2 separate regions of the Homo sapiens genome follow, and region 1 is linked to region 2. A link is a loop called in an ENCODE intact Hi-C map of the cell type or tissue named here. Cell type or tissue: Caco-2. All regions are shown on one strand. Each heading gives the region's core, and the rest is flanking DNA. Links, peaks and the distances in the headings are about the cores only. Region 1 overlaps TM9SF2 (transmembrane 9 superfamily member 2). Region 2 overlaps CLYBL (citramalyl-CoA lyase).

The links. Hi-C counts contacts between places; a loop is a spot of excess contacts. Peaks named below come from ENCODE experiments on the same cell type or tissue, not always from the same donor. Only the 100,000 strongest peaks of a DNase experiment are listed, where the experiment ranks them.
Region 1: a loop joins it to region 2, with 17 times the contacts of the local background. A loop is called at or near these places in 11 of 110 quality-filtered maps.

Annotation. Positions count from the first base shown.
Region 1 is chr13:99,525,027-99,536,067 of GRCh38, forward strand. TM9SF2 (transmembrane 9 superfamily member 2) reads left to right here. Exons shown (of 17, transcript NM_004800.3): 4 at 4,441-4,568. Among named protein-coding and RNA genes, the nearest start is that of TM9SF2, 29 kb to the left of the region's middle. RefSeq lists a silencer at 3,624-3,673. In Caco-2, for the core only: a CTCF peak has its summit at 3,713; no DNase peak of the experiment used is centred there.
Region 2 is chr13:99,608,424-99,619,464 of GRCh38, forward strand. The region is part of intron 1 of CLYBL (citramalyl-CoA lyase); the gene reads left to right. Among named protein-coding and RNA genes, the nearest start is that of CLYBL, 7.3 kb to the left of the region's middle. RefSeq lists enhancers at 6,170-6,669, 6,244-6,323. In Caco-2, for the core only: no CTCF peak of the experiment used is centred there; a DNase peak (open chromatin) is centred at 6,257.

The sequences.
Region 1 (11,041 bases), core at 2,762-5,261, 86 kb before region 2:
GGTGAGATAAGGACAGAGGATTGACCTTGGGTTTAGCCTTCAATGTTGAGGTCATTGATGTGAAAGCAGCCGTGATAGAATAGCCAGGTGGAGAGAGAATGGAAAGAGCATTTGCAGGTGGACACATCTACAACTGTCTTGAGGACTTTTATTTTACTGGCAGTGAGAAAAAGAGTGGAAACTGGAGGATGGCGTGGTTCAAAGAGGACTGTTTGTTTGTTTGTTTGTTTGTTTAGAGACAGTCTTACTCTGTTGTCCAGGCTTGAGTGCAGTGTTGTGATCTCAGCTCACTGCAACCTCCACCTCCGAGGCTCCAGTGCTTCTCTTGCCTTAGCCTCCCGAGCAGCTGGGATTACAGGTGCCTGCCACCACACCTAGTTAATTTTTGTATTTTTAGTAGGGACAGGGCTTTGCCATGTTGGCCAGGCTGGTCTCAAACTCCCGACCTTAGGTGATCTGCCCACCTTGGCCTCCCAAAGTGCTGGGAATAAGCCAAGGCACCCGCCCCAAAGAGGACTTATGATAGATTTTTTTTTTTTTTTTTTTTGAGACAGAGTCTTGCTCTGTAGCCCAGGCTGGAGTGCAGTGGCGTGATCTCGGCTTACTGCAAGCTCCACCTGCCGAGTTCACACCATTCTCCTGCCTCAGCCTCCCAAGTAGCTGGGACTATAGGCGCCCGCCACTACGCCCAGCTTATTTTTTGTATTTTTAGTAGAGATGGGGTTTCACTGTGTTAGCCAGGATGATCTCGATCTCCGGACCTCGTGATCTGCCTGCCTCGGCCTCCCAAAGTGCTGGGATTACAGGCGTGAGCCACCGCGCCCGGCCAGGAGGACTTGTGATAGATCTTTAAGCAAGGTGTGTATGTGGATGAGTGTGATCAGTAGATACGGGAAAAGTGATGATTTAGGAGAGGGAAGGATTGCCGTGGGTGTCCTTGCTCTGGCAAGAAGGGATGGGACCTAGTGTACTGTTGGAGAGGTTGGCCTCAGTGAGCTCGTTCATCCGTGGTAACTGGAGGGAAGGCAGAGACATGGGGCATGATGCTGGGAGGTAAATGTGGCAATTGCTCCTGATTCCTCAGTGAAGTAGGCAGCATGGCCACCCCACCTGTGAGTGAGGAGGGAGGCAGCAGCCAAGTAGGATCCAGGAGAGCTAATAGAGCAGGAGTGTGGAGCGGCTGCTAGGCTGCATCAGGGACCCTCTGGCCAGCTGGTGGTTTGAAGTAACAGCAGCCAGCGTGCTTAATTGTGTATCTCCAGCTATTTCCAGCTGTGCTGCTGAGTTGGATTTAACCAGGTTTGTGGTTTTAACAAGTGAATACCAAAAAAGTGAGAGAAGAACACAGGATGTGAGGACATCTTTGGATGTTATGAAAGATGGAGATACTGTTGAGCTTGGAGTTTGAGCTTGCACAGGGGGCATGTGAGGCCACAAAAGGAGTAAGAGACAGTGAAAAGACTGTAGGATCTGTCGATTTAAGTGGAGTCCAGGGCTTGTTGGAGGTGATGAACATTTGAGCCAGTGAGTTGGAACAACGGGAGGAGGTGGTTTGACACTGGGAAGCTTGAAATGGAGATAATGGCTGGGACTGCTGTCATTGATAAAGGCAGGGTGGAATGCGACCAGAGGAGGGAGTGCTTTGAAATTGGATGAAGACCAGAGTCGCTGGAGGAGAGGGCAGAGGATCAAAAGGTCATTGTTTTGGAAGGATCGTTGATATAGATGTAATCACCAAGAATCAGGAGCGAGGAGGAGTGTTGCAGTGACAGTGAGCCAGGAGCTGAGGGCCAGTGACCTGGGGTTGGTAGATGACAAGAACAGGAAGGAGTAGGGGCGGTGTGGTCTGATCACATGGGAGTCAAAGCTAGAGGTTTCTGGAGGAGGGAGAATGGTCTGGCCCAGCGCTGGGGCCTATGAGAGAAAACAGGCACCACCAGCAAGACTCCAGTGAGGCAGCATCCGTCAGGGACAGCCAGGTTTTCATCAGAACAGGCTCCAGAAAACATTCTGAGAAGAGGTTGAGGAACTAGAGGGTGTTCTGCTGGTGACACATGAGTTTCAGGGCATAGTGGAAGGGATTAAGCAGTTGAGGGGGGATACATTTTGGGATTCATATGTGGGAATGGAAGGATGACATGGAAATCCTGGACTTCTGGTGGTGACTAATATTCAGAGGGTAGAGGGCATAATGGGATTAGTCCTGCCCATTAGTCCTAGTGGGTAGTAGTCCGTTCTGACGCTGCTGTGAAGAAATACCAGAGGCTGGGTAACTTATAAAGAAAAGTGGTTTAATTGACTCACAGTTCCATATGGCTGGGGAGGCCTCAGGAAAACAATCATGGCAGAAGGGGAGGCAACCATGTCCTTCTTCATGTGGCGGCAGAAAAGAGAAGTGCAGAGTGAATCGGAGAAAGCCCCTTATAAAACCATCAGATCTTGTGAGAGCTCACTCACTATCACAAGAACAGCGTGGGGTACCGCCCCCCATGATCTAATCACCTCCCACGAGGTCCCTCCCCCAACACGTGGGGATTACAATTCAGATCACAATTGGAGATAAGATTTGGGTGGGGACACTGAGCCAAACCACATCAATCCTGATGGTCTCAGGCTGCATGGAGGAGAAGTCTTGCCAGAAGTGTGCAGCCTTATATGATTTCCCTCAGATATGGACTTTGATATAATTTTTCTGCTATTTGCTAAAAGCTGGTGGTGAGATACATAACAATAACTGTTATTTAGTGAATACCTATTTTCATCAGTCAGCATGCTAGGTGTTTTGCACACACGTTTCTGTATTTAATCCAACAACCCTGCAAGGCAGTTACTGCGCCCATTTTACACATAAGTTAACTGAAGCTGAGGCAGGGTTACGCAGCTTTCCCTGGTCTCCTAACAAGATGGAGTTGACTCGTACCCAGGTCTGACTCTAGATTGATATTTTGATTTTCAGAATTATTCCAAGGAGAAGGTTAAATCCTCACTGAAATAATTTAGGAAAAATTATAATCCCACGTTTTCCCGAATAGAAACAGAACAGTGCTGTGCTTGCGTGTTATAAGGAGGATTTGTTTCCCTTGGGAGCTAAGAATATTTAAAAATCCTTAGCAAAACATAAATAAAATACAATTCCATCCATAACCAAACATGATTTAAAATATTATAAAATTCCCAACTAAACACATGACAGGGAGAGGCTGCAGGGTGTTGTGCTGAAGAGCATGTTCTCCGGAGCTCAACTCACTTGGCTCAGATCCTGGCTATGCCGATGCTCAGTTGTGTGACTTGGTGCTCCAGTTTTCTCATCTGTAAAAGATGAATAAGGGTTGTTTGGAGGATTACATGAGGCTTGATATATACAAAGTACATGGAACATAGGAAGCACTAAACAGATGTTACCTATTACTACATTAATGTCACCTTAGTCTTGCTATTTCCTTCACAATTGAACACACAGGTTGACTCACCTAATGAAGTGAGCACTGGATTGAGGTGTCAGATTTGCCATTTTGGTGTAATATTGTCTCTCTGCTTAACTTATTTTAAGTTTGGTGTCTGTGCTTCTGATTTCTTAGTGTGTATACTTTTTTGTTTTTCCATTTTCCACTTTTTAAGAATGAATCTTTAAGGTTCATATAAGGTTTAAAATATCAACTAGTGGTACAGATATGGCTGTATTGGAAATAGCAATGCAGACAGAATGAAAACATTGGCTGACAGGTGGCAGCAGTGGACTATGCTTAAACATTCACTTAGCTGCTTCACTGCACCTGCTTTAGGGATGTTAATAAATACATACATACAAAAGAGTGGGCTGCTTAGAAGTGAACCATGCCATTTTTTTAATCACCTTATGTAATAAAGTTTGAATTTATTAAAAGATGGAATTATGGCTGGTTGTATAGCTGGTAAATTTCAGCCTTCTGGAGTCATGTTTAGCCTGATTTTAGACATCTGAATGTCACATGCTCTCTTGTTCACTGCTGAATCTCTATCACCTGACACTTAAGGAGGGCACTTAACATCTGTTGATTATTTGAACATAAAAATTTGTCTGCTTGTTACTAGAAAGCCATTAACTCCAGAATTCCTAAGACATGACCATGGGATATTACTAGGAGAGACTAAAGTTCCATTTTTGTTCTACATGGGATTTTTTTTTCTCTTCTAGAACTTATTTACATTTAAAAGGTAAGTCGATTGAAATTACCAAAAAGAACGTATCAAAGGAAAACTTGATGACGAGTCTTTAGAGAAACACAGTAGGATTAAAATTTAAATCTGATTGAGCTATGAGGAATTTAAAAATTTATTTATTACCAATATTAATGCACTTAAGTAATTTAATGGGACCAGCACTTTTACTCTATTTGTGATATTGGTATGAAAAACCTGGATATTTTTTCTGAATTTGCTTTCCACTTCCTTTTAATACAGTTTACGTTTAATAAGAAGGAGACCTGTAAGCTTGTTTGTACAAAAACATACCATACAGAGAAAGCTGAAGACAAACAAAAGTTAGAATTCTTGAAAAAAAGCATGTTATTGAATTATCAACATCACTGGTAAGGCATGAATATTTTCGATTTTGGGGTTTATCCTTTCCATATGAAATCTTTGTTGCTTTGACTATATAAATTACTTGATTGTGTAAAATATAGCAAATTAATTGATTTCCTTTTTTTTGTTACTAGTGGTCGTAGCTTGAAGTAGTGACTCTTAGTTAAAGATGACAACATCATTTAAAGTATCATCTTTTAACTGTGTTTAGATTACTGTAATATCTGGTACTTCTTTTGATACATAGATCTGGTACATAGAGTAGTTATTTTTATTCACATACAGGCATACCTTGGGGATACTGAGGTTCAGTTCCATGCCACTGCAATAAAGCAAATAACACAATAAAGTGAGTCACATAAAGTTTTTCTTGGTTTCCCAGTGCATATAAAAGTTATGTTTATACTACATATAGTCTATTAAGTGTGCAATAACATTATGTCTAAAACAACTCTGTAAGTACCTTAATTAAAAAATACATTATTGCTTACAAAAAAAAAAAAGGCTGACACAAAGACAGAAAGTGAACACATGCTGTTGAAAAAATGGCACTGATATAGGCATGGTGGCTCACGCCTGTAATCCCAGCACTTGGGAGGCTGAGGCGGTTGGATCACGAGGTCAGGAGATCGAGACCATCCTGGCTAACACGATGAAACCCCATCTCTACTAAAAATACAAAAAATTAGCCAGGTGTGGTGATGGGCTCCTGTAGTCCCAACTACTTGGGAGGCTGAGGCAGGAGAATGGCGTGAACCCCAGAGGCGGAGCTTGCAGTGAGCTGAGATCGTGCCACTGCACTCCCGCCTGGGCGACAGAGCAAGACTCTGTCTCAAAAATAAAAAAAAAAGAAAGAATGGCACTGATAGATTTGCTTAACGCAAGGATGCCACAAACCTTCAATTTCTAAAAAACACCATATCTGCAAAGCACAATAAAGTGAAGTGCAATAAAACGAAGTATGCCTGAATAGTTAACAGTAGCATATTATGCTTTGGGGAAAAGGACCTGGGTCAGTCTTCTAGTGAAAACATTGTTTTATACTTGTGGGCTATGAAAAAAATCACAGGAAAACAAAACTTAACTTTTGTTTGATAAATAGCATCAACTTCAAATAAAACGCTTACATTTTGCTTAGCCTTTCATTTTGTAAACATGACATAACATTAACAAATTCTGTACCAGTTTGTATCAGAATCAAAAAGTATTTAAAACTGTCCTGTTTTTCCTTCCAAAGTAGTATATACTTATTATACAATATTCAAACATAGAATTTTTTTTTTTTTTCTGAGATGGAGTCTCTCACTGTTCCCCAGACTGGAGTGCTGTGGCGTGATCTCGGCTCACTGCAACCTCCGTCTCCTGGGGTCAAGTGATTCTTGCATTTTAGCCGCCTGAGTAGCTGGGATTACATGTGCCCGCCACCACACCTGGCTAATTTTTATAGTTTTAGTAGACACGGGGTTTTACCATGTTGGCCAGGCTGGTCTCGAACTCCTGACCTTAAGAGATCCGCCCCTCTCAGCCTCCCAAAGTGCTGGAATTATAGGTGTGAGCCACTGCGCCCGGTCAAACATAGAATATTTTTAAAGACTTTCAAAATCCAACATTTGAAGTATAACCATTGCTATTCTTCTGAGTAATTTTGCTTGGAAATGCCTATATTCTGTGGGGATCATAGTTTACATATGTTTTGCCTTTTCTAGAAAGTGTAAGATGCTTTCAGTGGCGAACAGGAGGACTGTGTTCATGCACTTCCTTTTGGATATTTGTCCTGTCAGTATATTAGATCACATTGTTTGCTCACGCCAATAAGGTTAGGAACCGTGGATCTCAGCTGAGACCTGACCAGATCCTGTGGCCTCGCATTCCCTCCTACCCCTTAGTTTTCCTCCTCCTCCACCCCACCCAACCCCCATATGCATAGAACCCTGGGTTGCTGAGTCCTGTGCACAGCCATGAGCTAGTTTGTGATGGGAAGGATTCATTCTGACTGACCAGACCTGGGTAACATCTACCTGAACCCCATAAGAATGGGTTCTGTGTAGGCTAGTGGGGCTCTGTTGGAAGGAGGGAGATGGTGCTGTTAGAAACCTGCCTGTTATGCTTGTGTCAGCTTCTTTGTCATCTGACCCTCAGTGCAAATAGGAACTTTAAAGACTCCTTTGTCTCCCCATTTCTTTCATTTCTGGTAAACGAAGAGCTTGTTTCCCCTAAACTACCATAGAAATACTGCTTATTTGCTAGATCAATGCATATCAATTGCATATCAACCTGGGATATGTTTACTTATTGTTAAGTAATTGAAATTTCCTTGTTGTTTTTCTTTGTAATCTTCAAAATAATATTTAAGCCTCAGTTCTTATCTTCTCATATTAGCCCTATCCACCTGCGTTTACTGCAATAGCTATCAGTTTGTTGACTAACTGAAAGAATGACTGTTAAGGTCTGTGGATGATTTTTTTTTTTTCTTTTTTTTTGAGACGGAATCTCGTTCTGTCACCCAGGCTGGAGTGCAGTGGCGCAATCTCGGCTCACTGCAAGCTCCGCCTCCCGGGTCCACGCCATTCTCCTGCCTCAGCCTCCCGAGTAGCTGGGACTACAGGCGCCCGCCACCATGCCGGCTAATTTTTTGTATTTTTAGTAGAGACGGGGTTTCACTGTGTTAGCCAGGATGGTCTCGATCTCCTGACCTCGTGATCCGCCCGCCTCTGCCTCCCAAAGTGCTGGGATTACAAGTGTGAGCCACCGCGCCCGGCCTTGTGGGTGATTTTTTAGCTCTTTCTTCTACCCTCTGTGCTTAGAATACTGTTTAGTCAGCCCGGCACCGTGGCTCATGCCTATAATCCCAGCATTTTGGGAGGCCAAGGCAGGCAGATCACCTGAGGCCAGGAGTTCGAGACCAGCCTGGCCAACATGGCGAAACCCCATCTCTACTAAAAATACAAAAATTAGCCAGGTGTGGTGGCAGGCGCCTGTAATCCCAGCTACTCGGGAGGCTGAGGCAGGAGAATTGCTTGAACCAAAGAATACTGTTTAGTCTTGCTCCTGAAGGTAGTAGAAGCAGTTCTTCAGTAGCCTCCTGACAGGAAAGTACTTAGAGATATTTTTAACTAATTTATGATGCAGTTAACAAAGATTTCATTATAATGCCAAGATGCTTAATAACAAGAAAGAATAAATACAGTAGTGTACAAACTAAGCAAGCATCAGACAGTAAAATTTACTGAATGATTTGTAATCAGCATATCAATTGCAAACTTCAACTATTCTGCTTTAAAAAAATTACCTGAGAAAGTGCTGGTAAATAATGATTTTGCAGTTGAATCAGAAAAGTTGATGATTTTAAGTGTAACCCTTAAATCAGTTCAGTATACATTTGGAAAATGTTGATTCACATTGATGAATTTATTGAAACCATTATTTGAGTATATTCTGTCCATGACCTATTTCAGAGAGATTTTACTGTATAACTTGATTTTAAGCATAGACAGTAGAGTTGACACATAAAATACCATGTACCCATGGGAATTTACAGTATTCTGTTAGGGAGTTTGTGAATATAGCACATTTTATTTTATACTTTGCACTAAGACATACTAGGGAGAGCATAATCATTTTCTAAATCATAAAGCAATACATGCCGATGAGAAAACACAAGCAGTACAAGAAAATATTAAGTAAAAGTAAGTCTTCTGTCAGTCTCAGCCTCATTTCTATTCTACAGAACTAACACTATTATTTCTCATGTGTGTTTCTATATTTACTATGCATATGGAGGTATAGAAAAGGGTGTGTCCCTTTTTAAAATAATGCAACTAAAATATTGTACACGTTATTCTGCAACTTGCTCATTTTATTTAAGAAAATATTATGGACTTTTTTCAGGTCAAGTAACATTGTAAATCTATAACCTCCTCCGTCTTTTCCATAATTTCATAATTCACTGCATGAATCAATCATAATTTCTCACCCATGACATTGGAACCGTGCTGTAGTTTATTATTCTCACTATAAAGAACAGTTAATAATAGTTTCTTATATAAATTGACGAATACTTTTTATTTTTTTATTTGTTGTTGTTGTTGAGACAGAGTCTCGCTCTGTCTCCCAGGCTGGAGTGCAGTGGCACAGTCTCGACTCACTGCAACCTCAGCCTCCTGGGTTCAAGTGATTCTCCTGCCTCTGCCTCCACCTCCGCCTCCTGAGTAGCTGGGACTGCAGGTGCCCGCCACCACGCCTGGCTAATTTTTGTATTTTTAGTAGAGACGGGATTTCACTATGTTGGCCAGGCTGCTCTCGAACTCCTGACCTCTTGATCTACCCACCTTGGCCTCCCAAAGTGCTGGGATTACAGGCGCGAGCCACCGCTCCTGGCCATACTTTTTATTCTTATTTGGGGCTTTAGCACATAATTTGAGGATCTTTTTGGCTTACTCTGTCAGTAGCTGCTAAGCTATTTTGTGATTCCTGAAACTATTGCTTTGATACCAGCACTGGACACTTAAAACTCTCTTCAGCTGTGCTCTGTGTGGTTTGTGATTATACTTCTTGCCTGAATTTCCAAATCTTGATGACATTTTATTTATAAAAATATAATTAACTAGTTATCAGAGTACTTACCATTTCTTAGTATCATAGAACCACTGGACTATAGCTTATTGAATTATAAAGGGGTCTTGAAGATACTTTAGTGAGTTCCAATCCCAGATCCCACCAAGTTAGCAAAGGAGAATGATGTGCTGTTTTCAAAAATTCAAAATCCTAATGAATACTCCAAATGTACTCATGTTAAAACTACATAGAAATGCCAACTGTGGGCTACCCTCTTTGGGTCACCTCCCTTTGTATGGGAGCTCTGTTTTCACTCTATTAAATCTTGCAACTGCAAAAAAAAGAAAAGAAAAAAAAATGCCAACTTGTTAAATGCCAACTTTCTTTGCTTTGGGCTGTAATTTTCTGAGTGCATTGTGACAATATGGGTTATTCTGATTAGAAACTTTTGGAATTAATTTATTGGAAAAACAAGTAGTTACTAAGTGAAGCTTGATTGGTAGAACTGTTTCAAATGGAGTCCTTGGAGAGCAGACAGAAGTAAAGGAAAGGAGTTCTTCGTGATAAAAAGTTGGGAGTCATTCAGCCTTTATCCTTGCGAGTCTTCTTCCCATTATTCAGTCTGTCAGATTGGAAATAAGAGTTTTAATTTTTTTGATATTAGAAATTTAAATAAATACTACTTGTTAATTTAGGAAGACAGTAATTGAAAATCATATTCTTTGGCCAGGCGTGGTGGCTCACACCTGTAATCCCAGCACTTTGGGAGACCAGGGTAGGAGGACCACTTGAGCCCAGGAGTTTGAGACCAGCCCTGGCAACATAGTGAGACCCCAACTCTACAAAAAATATTTAAAAATTAGCCAGGTGTGATGGCATGCACCTGTAGTCCCAGCTACTTGGGAGGCACAGATGGGAGGATCACTTGAGCCTGGGAGGTTGAGGCTGCAGAAAGCCATGATCATGCTACTGCACTCCAGCCTGGGTGACAGAGCAAGACCCTGTCTCGAGGGAAAAAAAGATATCCTTTAAGTTTTCTTAAATTTATTTCAAAGGGATTTTTTTTTAAATGCTTCCTATTACCAGAAAAAGCTATTGTGTCAAGGTATTATATAAATGATACATTTAGGATGTTGGCTTTTATAAAACCTAAATTGTGCTTTAATTTCTCATTTTGTAACTAGCACTATAATTTTTATGTAGTACTTTCCCTCCAGTATGGTAGCATGAAGATACTATATATTGCTAGTATATATTCATTAATTGAACTTCATCTCTATCTAAAAAATTAAAGCAATTAACGGATTCGTTAAGCTTTCAGAAAATCTGAATTATTTATTCTATATAACAATGCGTTTATGCTTCTAATATTTTATAGTCTTTTCATTGGAACCACTAGCCTGCTGATTATAATAATAAGCAGTTTAATAGTATAGGTGATTCTAAAATTTTGTACACTGGGTACTGTTAAATAGCATTTAAAGGTGACGAGACATGTTTTATTAGGTCATTAAGGTACACCTTGGGTGAATATAGAATCATAATTTTACTTCCTAAGGCACACATTAATTAACAAATAAAACATGCCCTGGAGTGTCGTCTTATGACTGTAATATAGCTGCTATATTTTGAGTAGTTTTTTTATTTGTATCCCGCAGTGTACTCTGGGCGCAGGGGGCCACATGCTTGGACTGTAATGTAGTTATATGGTGCTACAGAACTTTATTTTCTGCTTTTATTATTTAAGTCCTTTTTCACTATAGAACTTGAAAGATTTGGTTCGCTAGCTTTGCAACAGTATTTCTTTTAGAAATAACTTGGATTTATAGTTTTCACAGAATTTTTTTGTATAGCTTTCACTTTTCCTCCTGGCTCTTTAGTTTAATGTTTTCCTATATCTTGCAATTGTATTCCTTTTTTATTG
Region 2 (11,041 bases), core at 4,940-7,439:
GTCCTATGGGAGGACCCACCTAGTCTTATGCATCCCACTTTCCCATTTCCTCCGCTGCCCCTGGCACAGGGGAGTCACCCCTCGCCCTAGAGGAGCAGCTCAGGCAGTGTATCCAGGCTGGTCCAGAAGGGTCCTTTTCTGGCGCCTTTTGAGGGGGCCAGCGTCTGTGACCTGTTCAGTAGCGGGTCCAGTGAGCGCACACAGTCCCCACGCCAGTACGCTGGGGGTTAACTCAGTGCTCCTCACCCGCCTTAGCACACTGGTCTGTTCTCGACATGTCTACCCGCTGAATATAGGATTCTTGATTGGCATTTTTTTTCCTTTGAGCATTTTAAAGCGTATTATCGCACTGTCTTTTTGCCTCCATTATTCTAATGAGAATTCAGACGTTAATGTTATTAGGGTTCTATGTAAGTGATGAGTCTTTTTTTTTTTTTTTTTTTTTTTTTTTTTGCTTGATTTTCTCTTTGTCTTGGTCTTTCGGTGGTTTTATTATGATGTGTGTAGATCTGTTTGAGTTTATCCTCTTGGAAGTTTATTGAGTTTCTTGGATGTGTATACATCAAATTTGGGAAGTTTTTGGCTATTGTTCTCTCAAAAAAGTCTACTCTCTTATCTCTCTCTTCTCTTTCGGAGGCTCCCATTGCGTATATGTTGGTGTAGTTGATGGAACCCCACAGGTCTTTGAGACTGTTCCATTTTCTTTCTGTTCCTCAGGCTGGACAATGTCAATTGACCTGTCTTTGTTTTTTTTTTTTTTTTTTTTTTTTTTGAGACAGAGTCTTGCTCTGTCACCAGGCTGGAGTTCAGTGGCGCAATTTCTGCCCACTGCAACCTCTGACTCCCGGGTTCAAGCGATTCTCCTGCTCCAGCTTCCCGAGTAGTTGGGATTACAGGCACGCGCCACCACGTCCAGCTAATTTTTGTATTTTTAGTAGAGACGGGGTTTCACCATGTTGGCCAGGATGGTCTCGATCTTCTGACCTCGTGATCCACCTGCCTTGGCCTCCCAAAGTGCTGGGATTACAGGTGTGAGCCACCGTGCCCAGCCGACCTGTTTTTAGGTTTGCTGATTGCTCCGTCTTCCAACTCAAATCATTTTCATTTTAATCCAGAACTTCTTTCTTTTTGGAGAATGAGTCTCACTCTGTCACCCAGGCTGGAGTGCAGTGGTGCAATCTGGGCTCACTACAACCTCTGCCTCCTGGGCTCAAGCTGTCCTCCCACCTCAGCCTCCCAAATAGCTGGGACTACAGGTGTGCACCACTGCACCTGGCTAATTGTTTCTATTCTTTTGTAGAAATCAGGTTTCGCCATGTTGCTCAGGCTGGTCTCGAACTTGGCTCAAGCAATCTGCCTGCCTCTGTCGCTCATAGTATTGGGATTACAGGCATGAGCCATCATGCCCGGCCCTTTTCTATACTTTCTATCTCTTCATTGATATTCTCTATGTACTGAAACATCGTTCTCATACTTTCCTTTAGTTCTTTTTTTCTTTCTTTCTCTTAGAGACGGAGTCTCCAGGCTGGAGTGCAGTGGTGAGATCGTAGCTCACTGCAGCCTGCAGCTCCTGGGCTCAAGTGATCCTCCTGCCTCAGCCTCCCCAGTAGCTGGGACTACAGGCACACACCACTATGCCCAGCTAATTTTTAAATTTTTTGAAGAGACAGAGTCTTGCAGTGTTGCCAAGGGTGGTCTTGAACTGCTGGGTTCAAATGATTTTCTTGCCTTGGCCTCCAAAGCAGTGGAATTCTAGGCATGAACGACTGCACCTGGACTCCTTCAGTTCTTTATGCATAGTTTCCTTTCGTTTTTTGAACATACTTTAAATAGATGATTTAATTAGTAAGTCCAACATCTGGACTTCCTCAGGGACAGTTTGTACTGACTACTTTTTTCCTGTGTGTATAGGTCATACTTTCTTTTCGTTGCATGTCTTGTATATTTTTTTGAAAACTGGACATTTTAAGTAATATAATGGGGCAACTCTGGAAATCAGATTTCTCCCTTTTGCCAGGGTTTATTGTTGTTGTTGTTTGCTTAGTGACTTTAATAAACTAATTCTGCATTGTATTCTTTGTCATGTGCAACCAGCGAGGTCTCTGCTTGGTTAGCTTAGTAGTCTAACAATTAGACAAAGGTTTCCTTAAATTCCTGGAACCAGTAAGTCTCCTAGTCTTTGCTGAGGGACTCTGTGTGTGTCAGGACATGTCTTCAACATTCAGCCACAGTTTGTCCTGCTTCCACAGAGACTGAAGGTTAGCTAGACATGAGCACTTAAGGTCTTTCCTTAGCCGGTATACAGCCCTGCACATGTGCGTGGCCTCCTAGAGTCTCAGGAACATGTCACAACTTTTCAGAGCTCTCTATGGGTATCTTGTTCTCCATTTTTGCCTTTTAAGTGTTTTGGTTAGCCTGTTGTTTACCCTGTTATCTTCCATCTCAAGTAGCTGTGATGGTAAATAAGTACTTCTGATTGTTTGGACAAATGCCCTCCGGGAAAATACTGTTCCCACTGTGCAAGCTCTGAGTCAGGTCAATTAAAGACAGTTTTACAAGTAGGGTCTTCCAAGGAACCACAAGACAGGTCAAATAGTGACATTTTCCAGAAATGGGGCTTTCCCCCTCTAGTGGCTGCCATGCTGCTGGTTTTCACTGTGATGGGGGCTATTGATTTTCAAGTCTACCACAGAGCTGGGGAAGAGGGATAGGGTAAACTAAACCCCCACGACAATTGCTGTTCTTACTGAGATTCATACATTTTTCTTGAATAAATGATCCCTATATTGCTGCAAGTCTTTAATTTCTAGAATTCTGAAAAAGTTTATTCTGACAATTTTTGCCAATATTCTTGTTGATTTTATGGAGGATAGGATTTTCAAAGGTCCTTTTTCTGTAGTTTTTGCTGAAGTCAGCCTGCATAGAGTTTTGATCGAGTGGATTTGAATTTATAAATTTTTTTTTGCATCTGTTGTGTTGATCATAAGGCTTTTCTTCTTCAGTGTGTTAATACGGTAAATTACAGTGATTGACTTTTTAAAAGTTAAGCTGACCATTGCATTCCTGGAATAAACCCCACTGATTGTGATGTATTGTTTGGATTGCATGTGCTAAAATTTTGTTAAAATTATTTGTATCTGTGTTCATAAGGAATAATCGCCTATAGTTTTCTGATATTGCCTTGGTCTGGGTTTGGTATTAGGATGGTGATGGTCACATAGGATGTGTTGGAGAGTTCCCGCTTCTATTTCATGAAACAATTTGTGTAAATTTGGTAAGATTTTGCCTGTAAATGTTTGCACCTGCAGTTTTCTTTGTGGAAAAAGTGTTAAACTACAAATTTAGTTTCTTTAATAGACATATTGCCATTCAGATTATCTAGTTCTTCTTGAGTAAGCTTTGGTAGTTTGTATCTTTGAAGGACTATGTCCATTTCATCTAAGTTGTCACATTCACGTGCCTGGAGTTGTTCATGCTGACTCCTTATCCTTTTTCTTACAGCTCTACAAAGGTATATACCACACAATTCACCCTTTGTAAGTGTGTGATTAAATAATTTCTAGTAAGTTTATAGGCCCATCACTACAGTCCAATGTTAGGCCCCCCTCCAAATTTCTATCATCCCGCAAATTCTCTTGAGCCCATTTGCAGTTAATCCTTACCCCTGCCTCTAGTCTGTCATCTCCTTACTGTTTGTGTCATCCATAGTGATGTGTCCTTCTTCATCCTTGATATTTGTAATTCTTTTTTCTCTGTTTTTTATTTTATCACCTGGCTTGAGTTATTTTGCTCTTTTTAAAGAACCATCTTTTTGTTTTATCGATTTTTCTCTTTTTTTTGTTTTCTATTTCATTGATTTCTGTCTCATCTTTATTATTTCCTACCTTCACCTTACTTTGGGTTTAATTTACCCTTTACCTTTTTAAGGTGGAAATTTAGATAATTAATTTTAGACCTTTCTACTTTTTTTTTTTTTTTTTTTGAGACAAGGTCTTGCTCTGTCACCCAGGCTGGAGTGCACTGATGCAATCTTGGCTCACTGCAACCTCCACATTCTAAGCTCAAACAGTCCTCCTGCCTCAGCCTCCCAAGTAGCTGAGACTACAGGCATTAGCCACCATGTCTGGCTAATTTTTGTATTTTTTGGAGAGACGGGGTTTCGCCATGTTGCCCAGGCTTGTCTCAAACTCCTGGATTCAAGCAGTCTACCCACCTTGGCCTCCGAAAGTGCTGGGATTATGGATGTGAGCCGCCACACCCATCCGGGGTCTACTTTCTAAATATAAGCACTCAGTAATTACTTTACAGCCATGCTTGGTGGCTCATGTCTATAATCCCAGCACTTTGAAAGGCTGAGGTGGGAGGATCACTTGTGGCCAGGAGTTCAAGTCCAGATTGGGTAACATAGTGAGATGCTGTCACTACAAAAAAAATTTTAAAAGTTAGCTGGATGTGGTGGCTCATGCCTGTGATCCTAGCCACTTGGGATGCTGAGGTGGGAGGATTCCTTGAGCCTGGGGATTTGGGGTTTCAGTGAGCTGTGATGATACCACTGCACTCCAGCCTGGGTGACAGAGCAAAGCTCTATTAAAAATAGTGATGATAATAATAATAATAATAATAATAATAATAATAATAATAACAAAATTCCCTCTAAGGATTGTTTTAATTCCCTCTAGCAAATTTTGCAAGATTTCTGATACCTGTAATCTCTTTTCATTTCTTATGTTGATACTCTGTTTCTGTTTTCTAAAGTATTCATAGTAAGACTCCAAAAGAAAAAGGGCTCCCTGGCTGTATGTGTTCAGTGGTAGCAGCCAAGGAATGTGCCAGGAAGGTACTTCACATTTTGCAGTGCCGTGGTGGAGAGGAATCTGGTAAAGAAAAAACCAGATGAAGACAGTTTAGAGAGGCGACAACTACAAGCTAAGTACCTGAGATTCTGGGTCAACAGGAAGGGGACAGTGTGTGAGGAAGCAGCAGGGCCATGGAAGGTGGCTGAGGGGCCTGGATGGGGTTACCTGTCAGGGTCCCAATAGGCCTTTTGTAGGGTTGGCTTCATCTTTGAAGCCTCCTGAGGTTACCGTGACAACCACTACTGTCCCTCTGTACTGCTGTGAGGCCACTAAGGGAAAAAGGGAGGGAAGGGACCCAAAGGGAGGACAGAGGTGGGAGAAGAGGGAGCGATGGGGAGAGAAAGGCAGAGAACAATGGAAGCAGTGAGCGAGAAAGGGGAGAAACCTCACTGAAAAGGAGGCAGGGTAAACATGACTGAGATGGAAAAATGATCACATTAAAAAGAACTCACTCAGAGTAAGGATGAATGTGTGTTCTTTGCTACTTGAACTGGTATTAAAAGGCCAATGTGAAGTGTTAGATATTTTAAAATGTTTATTGGTATCATTAGAAGTTGACTTCAGTTGCCCAAATGCATGGTGAGAAAGGGGATGTGTAAACAAAAATGATATTTTGGATTGTGAGGCAGAAAGTCATTTTAAATGGCCCTGGGAGGCAGAGGGCCCAATCCTCTCAGTCGCCTGGGACTGTCCTGGGTTTAGCATGGAATGCCTTATGTTCCCAGAAACCCCTTAGGTCCCAGCAAACCAGGATGGCCATTCACCATAGAGGTGGAGAAGTAAAGGGCTGTGGATGAAGACGGGTACTTATTAGGAACAGGGAGGAGGATGGAGTTGGAGGGGATGAGTGCAGGGCAGGATACAGAGCCCAGAAGGAAAGGAATTGACAGAAGCTGGGAGAAAGAATAAAAAGACCAGTGGTCCAAGATGGTAGACCACAGGTTCAAGAACTGGAGCAAGAGTCTTCTGGAATGGCCTCCATTCTAGAACCGAGAGAGAGTATTCAGAATGCTTTAATGGAGTAAGAAGGGCCACTGCTTAGAGTGGGGCTGAAGAGAAAAGAAAGAAGGAGACCCTGCGGAAGCGGCAATACCAGGAAGGCAGTTGTATGCACATCATGCAGACCAGGAGTAGCCTAGGGGTAGGGGACATGCCTGGGCTGGACAGTGGAATTTGTGGGAAATCAGATTTCCCTGAGCAAAAACCAGTGGGCAGCAGCCAAACTGGTGAGCAAGAACTGGCTGTGGTGGCTGGGCCCGAATTGGGAGCTACACCTGCCCGGGCAGGTGTAGCTGCGAGGGAGGTCTCTGCCAACAACTCAGCTGTGCCGTGCCTGCTGAACGGCCTCACCTTGGCCTCTGGCTCTGTTGCAGCTGTGTGGGGCTCGTGCTCCTACATACCGTTATCCTGTGGTAGAGTTTTACCGTGGACCAGAGCCATCTAGAGGACATTGAGTTACCCACATACTTTCTGTGGGAGAGGCCAAGGAGTCAGGGGGGGAGGCCGGGACCTGAAGATCAACTCTTTACTGCAGAGATCCCTCCCTCCCTCTCTCTGTCCCATGGATCCAGAGGGAAGTTGAGGACAGTTTCATGCCACATGCTTGACCCGACTCAACTGAGTAACTGTGGCCACTGAGAAGACTCTGTCCTTGCAAATAACTCTCCTTAGTGCCCATATTCTGCAGAATGTTTGAGTGGCACGAGTACTTCATTCGTCTAGAAATATTTCATGGTAGTCAGTTGCTAATAACAGGATATCTGCAGGTAGTGTGTTCTCAGGAGGCACACCTGAAGCCTCAAAGGTGAGGACATAGACATGGCTGTGGGTGAGCCTGTGCCAAGACATGACCCATATCCATGGGGAGTGCTCTCAGGGCAGCTGACACTGCTCAGCCTCAGCAGTCTCCAGTGATAGCTTCGGAACAGCCACGGTCTGACTGATATACTTTCTGAAAACAGCCTTTGGTCACACAGTTTCCTAACTAAATGTGGTGGTGGCCACTAGAAGTTGCCATTTTATGCGGGACTCCCTGTGAGGAAGCCCATAGTGCTGGTAGCTGAAATTTAGGAATGCAGGTTTCTAAGAAGGCTCGGAAAAGCAAGCTGGGCTCCTTGGGGAGGAGCTATTAGTACGTTTAATTAAATTTTTTAACATATAAAAAGTTGTTAATTATAAAAACAACATTTTTTTCTACCCTGAGTGCAGCTGGAGCTGTGTTCTGCCGTTACACAATTCCTCATTAATTCCACACATTGCTTACGATCCTGTGAAGTTTAGAATTTTATTAGGCAATAAATAAGAAATCAAGGAAATAATATTTGTGGTTTCATATCGGTCACTTGGGTATGAATTTAAATCCACTGTAATTCAAACAGGTTTAGTTTATTTCATGTTGCTACTTGAATGTGTTATAGCGTATCAATTAAATAACTCACTTGAATGATGCAGACTTGAGATTCATTCCCTCCTTCTTTCCTTCCTTCCTTTCTCACCCCATCCTCCCTACCATAAACCAGGTTTAGAATAGCTGTTAATTTAGCTGCTTTGATTTTTTGTTGTTGTTTATTTTGAAACGGAGTCTCACTCTGTCGCTCAGGCTGGAGTGCAGTGGCACAATCTCAGCTCACTGCAACCTCTGCCTCCTGGGTTCAAGCGATCCTCCTGCCTCAGCCTCCTGAGTAGCTGGAATTACAGGTGCACACCACCACGCACAGCTAATTTTTTTATTTTTATTTTTTATTTTTAGTAGAGATGGGGTTTCACCATGTTGGTCAGGCTGGTCTTGAACTCCTGGCCTCGTGATCTGCCTGCCTTGGTCTCCTGAAGTGCTGGGATTATAGGTGTGAGCCACCACGCCTGGCTTTTTTTTTTTTTTTTTTTTTTTTAAGACTGGTGAAGCTATGTTGCCCAGACTGGACTGCAGTGGCTATTCGCAGGTGTTATCATAGCTTACTGCAGCCTTGACATCCTGGGCACCAGTAGCGCTTCTTCCTCAGTCTCTAGTAGCTGGGACTGCAGGCATGTGCTACCACACCCAGCTGATTTTATGTTTTGTTTACATTTAACGATGTTAATCTAGGAGCAGTGATGATGTTCACTGTTGTTCCACATGACTCTAGCACATATATATTTGTATGTGTATAACCACAGTTGTTCATTTAGTCTGTTTCCAGGTTTTCATTTAGTCTGTTCCAGGTTCATTTAGTCTGTTTCCAGACCTAAAAAGGCCTGTTGGCTACCGCGACAGCCTTGGCTGTCACACTGGGCCCGCCCATGGGTGTTTCTGTAAGTGGCCATGAACCTCTTCTGAACTACACCACATGTTAACATCCTTCTCTTAGTTAGGTCTTTGAGATTGGCAGAGGTGCTCTATTTAATAATAAAGGAATGGGCTGGGCATTGGTGGCTCACACCTGTAATTCCAGCACTTTGAGAGGCTGAAGTGGACCGATCACTTGAGGTCAGAAGTTCAAGACCAGCCTGGCCAGCATGGTGAAACCCCGTCTCTACTAAAAATACAAAAATTAGCCTGGTGTGGTTGCGCATGCCTGTAGTCCCAGCTACTCAGGAGACTGAGGCAGGAGAATTGCTTGAACCCAGGAGGTGGAGGTTGCAGTGAGCCAAGATCATGCCACTGCACTCCAGCCTGGGTGACAGAGCGCGACTCCGTCTCAATAATAATAATAATAGTAATAATAATAATATAATAAAGGAATGAAAGTTTCCTTAGAAAGTAAGGTTTCTATTTTAATAGAATACTTGAGTGAGCAAGTCTGTCTTAACTGTTTCTCCTCACTGTGTCTAAATGAGAAGGAAGAATGACCCTGGTGTCTGTATTTGCAGGACACTTTTCAGTATTAATATTCAGAACCCCAAATATTGAAAAGTGTAAAAGGCAGTACTTGCTACTTCATTGTCCCGTTGCTAGCCCCAGTAAAATGAGGGTCTTAGTTTAGCGGAAGACTGTGTTTACTGTTTAACTCACAGTTCACGCTAAAAATTGGCACTTTTTTTTTTCCTAATAAGGGCCTCTCTATGGACCTTTTTAAAGTTTATATGGTCATTAAAAACATCATTGCACACATATACTTTGTACCACTTTGGAAGTAGTGCAGGCTTGTTTGAAAGCATACACTTGACTTGTCTTCTTACTTAGTCTCACAGTATTCTTTGTGAGAAGGTTGATATGCCCACATTATTCTGTGGCCAAAAACAAAAGTTTAGGAAATGAAAACAGCAAACAGAAAACCCCATGCCAAGTGCTGTTTTCGTAGTGAGGCACTGGAGGGCGCTCCGCTCTAGCAATGGGAGATGCACGCAGTCTCTGCAGTCTGCAGGCTGCCCTCACGAACGCCTTTCAGAAGATGTAAGAGTTTTTTCTGTTCATTTTAAGGCAAATGAAAGACACATGGATGGTAGAGGAAATATTTCTATACTGACCTATAAACGGTCCCTTTAAAAGTTTATGAGAAACTGAAGAAGTAGCTCTGTGCTCCAGCCCTCCTTATGACCTCCTCTCTCCCTAGCCTGTTGCAGCCTCACCGGCCTCCTCTTCTGGGCTGTGTCGTCAGCCTGAAGCCCTCTGTCCCTTTGTGCCTCAGCTCAAATGTCACAAATCAGAGAGGTCTTCCTTGACCACCCTGTACAACATAGCCTCCACCCCGCTAAGCAGCCTCTGCACTACCCTGTCCCCTTACTGCTGTTTTCATTTTTTCCTATTGCCCCATTTCCACCAGACATATCACATGCTTATTTGTTTATTGTCCGCCTGTATCCTACCCCAGCCCCCAGATATTCATGAGAGCAGGGACTTGGTTTATTCCATTGCTACTATATATCCAGAACCTAAAACAATCCTTGGCAGTGCCTGATATAAATTTGCAGAAGGAAAAAAGAACAGATTTAGGAATGAAATATTTTGAGTGTTTCTAAAGATTTAGTGGATTTTTTTTCTTTATTTTGGTAAATTATACATAACAAAATTATCATTTTAACTTTTTTTTTTTTGAGGTGGAGTCTAGCTCTGCCCCCAGGCTGGAGTGCAGTGGTGCGATCTCACTCACTGCAACCTCTGCCTCCTGGGTTCAAGCAACTCTCCTGCCTCTGCCTCCGAGTAGCTGGGATTACAGGTGCCCGCCACCACGCCTGGCTAATTTTTTGTATTTTTAGTAGAGACGGGGTTTCACCATGTTGGCCAGGCTGGTCTCGAACTCCTGACCTCAGGTGATCTACCCGCCTCGGCCTCCCAAAGTGCTGGGATTACAGGCGTGAGCCACCATGGCCGGCCCATTTTAACCATCTTTAAGTGTACAGTTTAGTGGCATTAAGTACATTCACATTGTTGTACAACTGTCACCACCATCCATCTTCAGAACTTTTTTATCTTCCCACACTGAAACCCTGTGCCCATTAAACACTAACTCCCTGTTCCCTTCCCCCCACCCAGCCCCTGGTAACCACCATTCTCATTATTTTCACTGTGAATTTGACTACTCTAGGTACTTCACATACATAGACTCACATATTTGTCCTTTTGTGTTTGGCTTATTTCACTCAGCATAATATCTTCCAAGGTGCATCCATGTTACAGCAGGTATCTGATTTTCATTCATTTTTAAGGCTGAATAATCTATTGTGTGCCTATTCCATATTTTATTTATCCATCCATCTGTTGATGGACATTTGAGTATCACTGCCACCTTTTGGCTATTGTTAGTGCATGTTCTATGTGGAGCACAGAAATGTGATGTTTAAGTTTAAGCCTAAAGTGGATTTCTTTGAATTATACTAGCCAGTCACAGATCACTCCTGGGTAGTACTATGGTTTGAATGTGGTATCCCCTCCAAAATTCATGTTGAAACTTAATTCCCATTGTGGTGGTATTAAGAAGTGGGGCCTTGTAGGAAGTGGTTAAGTCATGAGGGCTGTGCCTCATGAATGGGTTAGTATCATTGGAAAGAGGCTTCAGAGAGAGTTTTCCAGTCTTGCCCTTCCACCCTGCGCCATGTGAGGACACAGCAATAAGGCGCCATATTGGAAGCAGAGAGCAGCCCTCTGTAGACACCAAGGCTGGCACCTTGATCTTAGATTCCCCAGCCTCCAGAACTGTGGGAAGTAAGTTTCTGTTGTTTATAAATTAGCCCAGTGTGTAATACTTTTTAAAATAGCAGCATAAACAGAC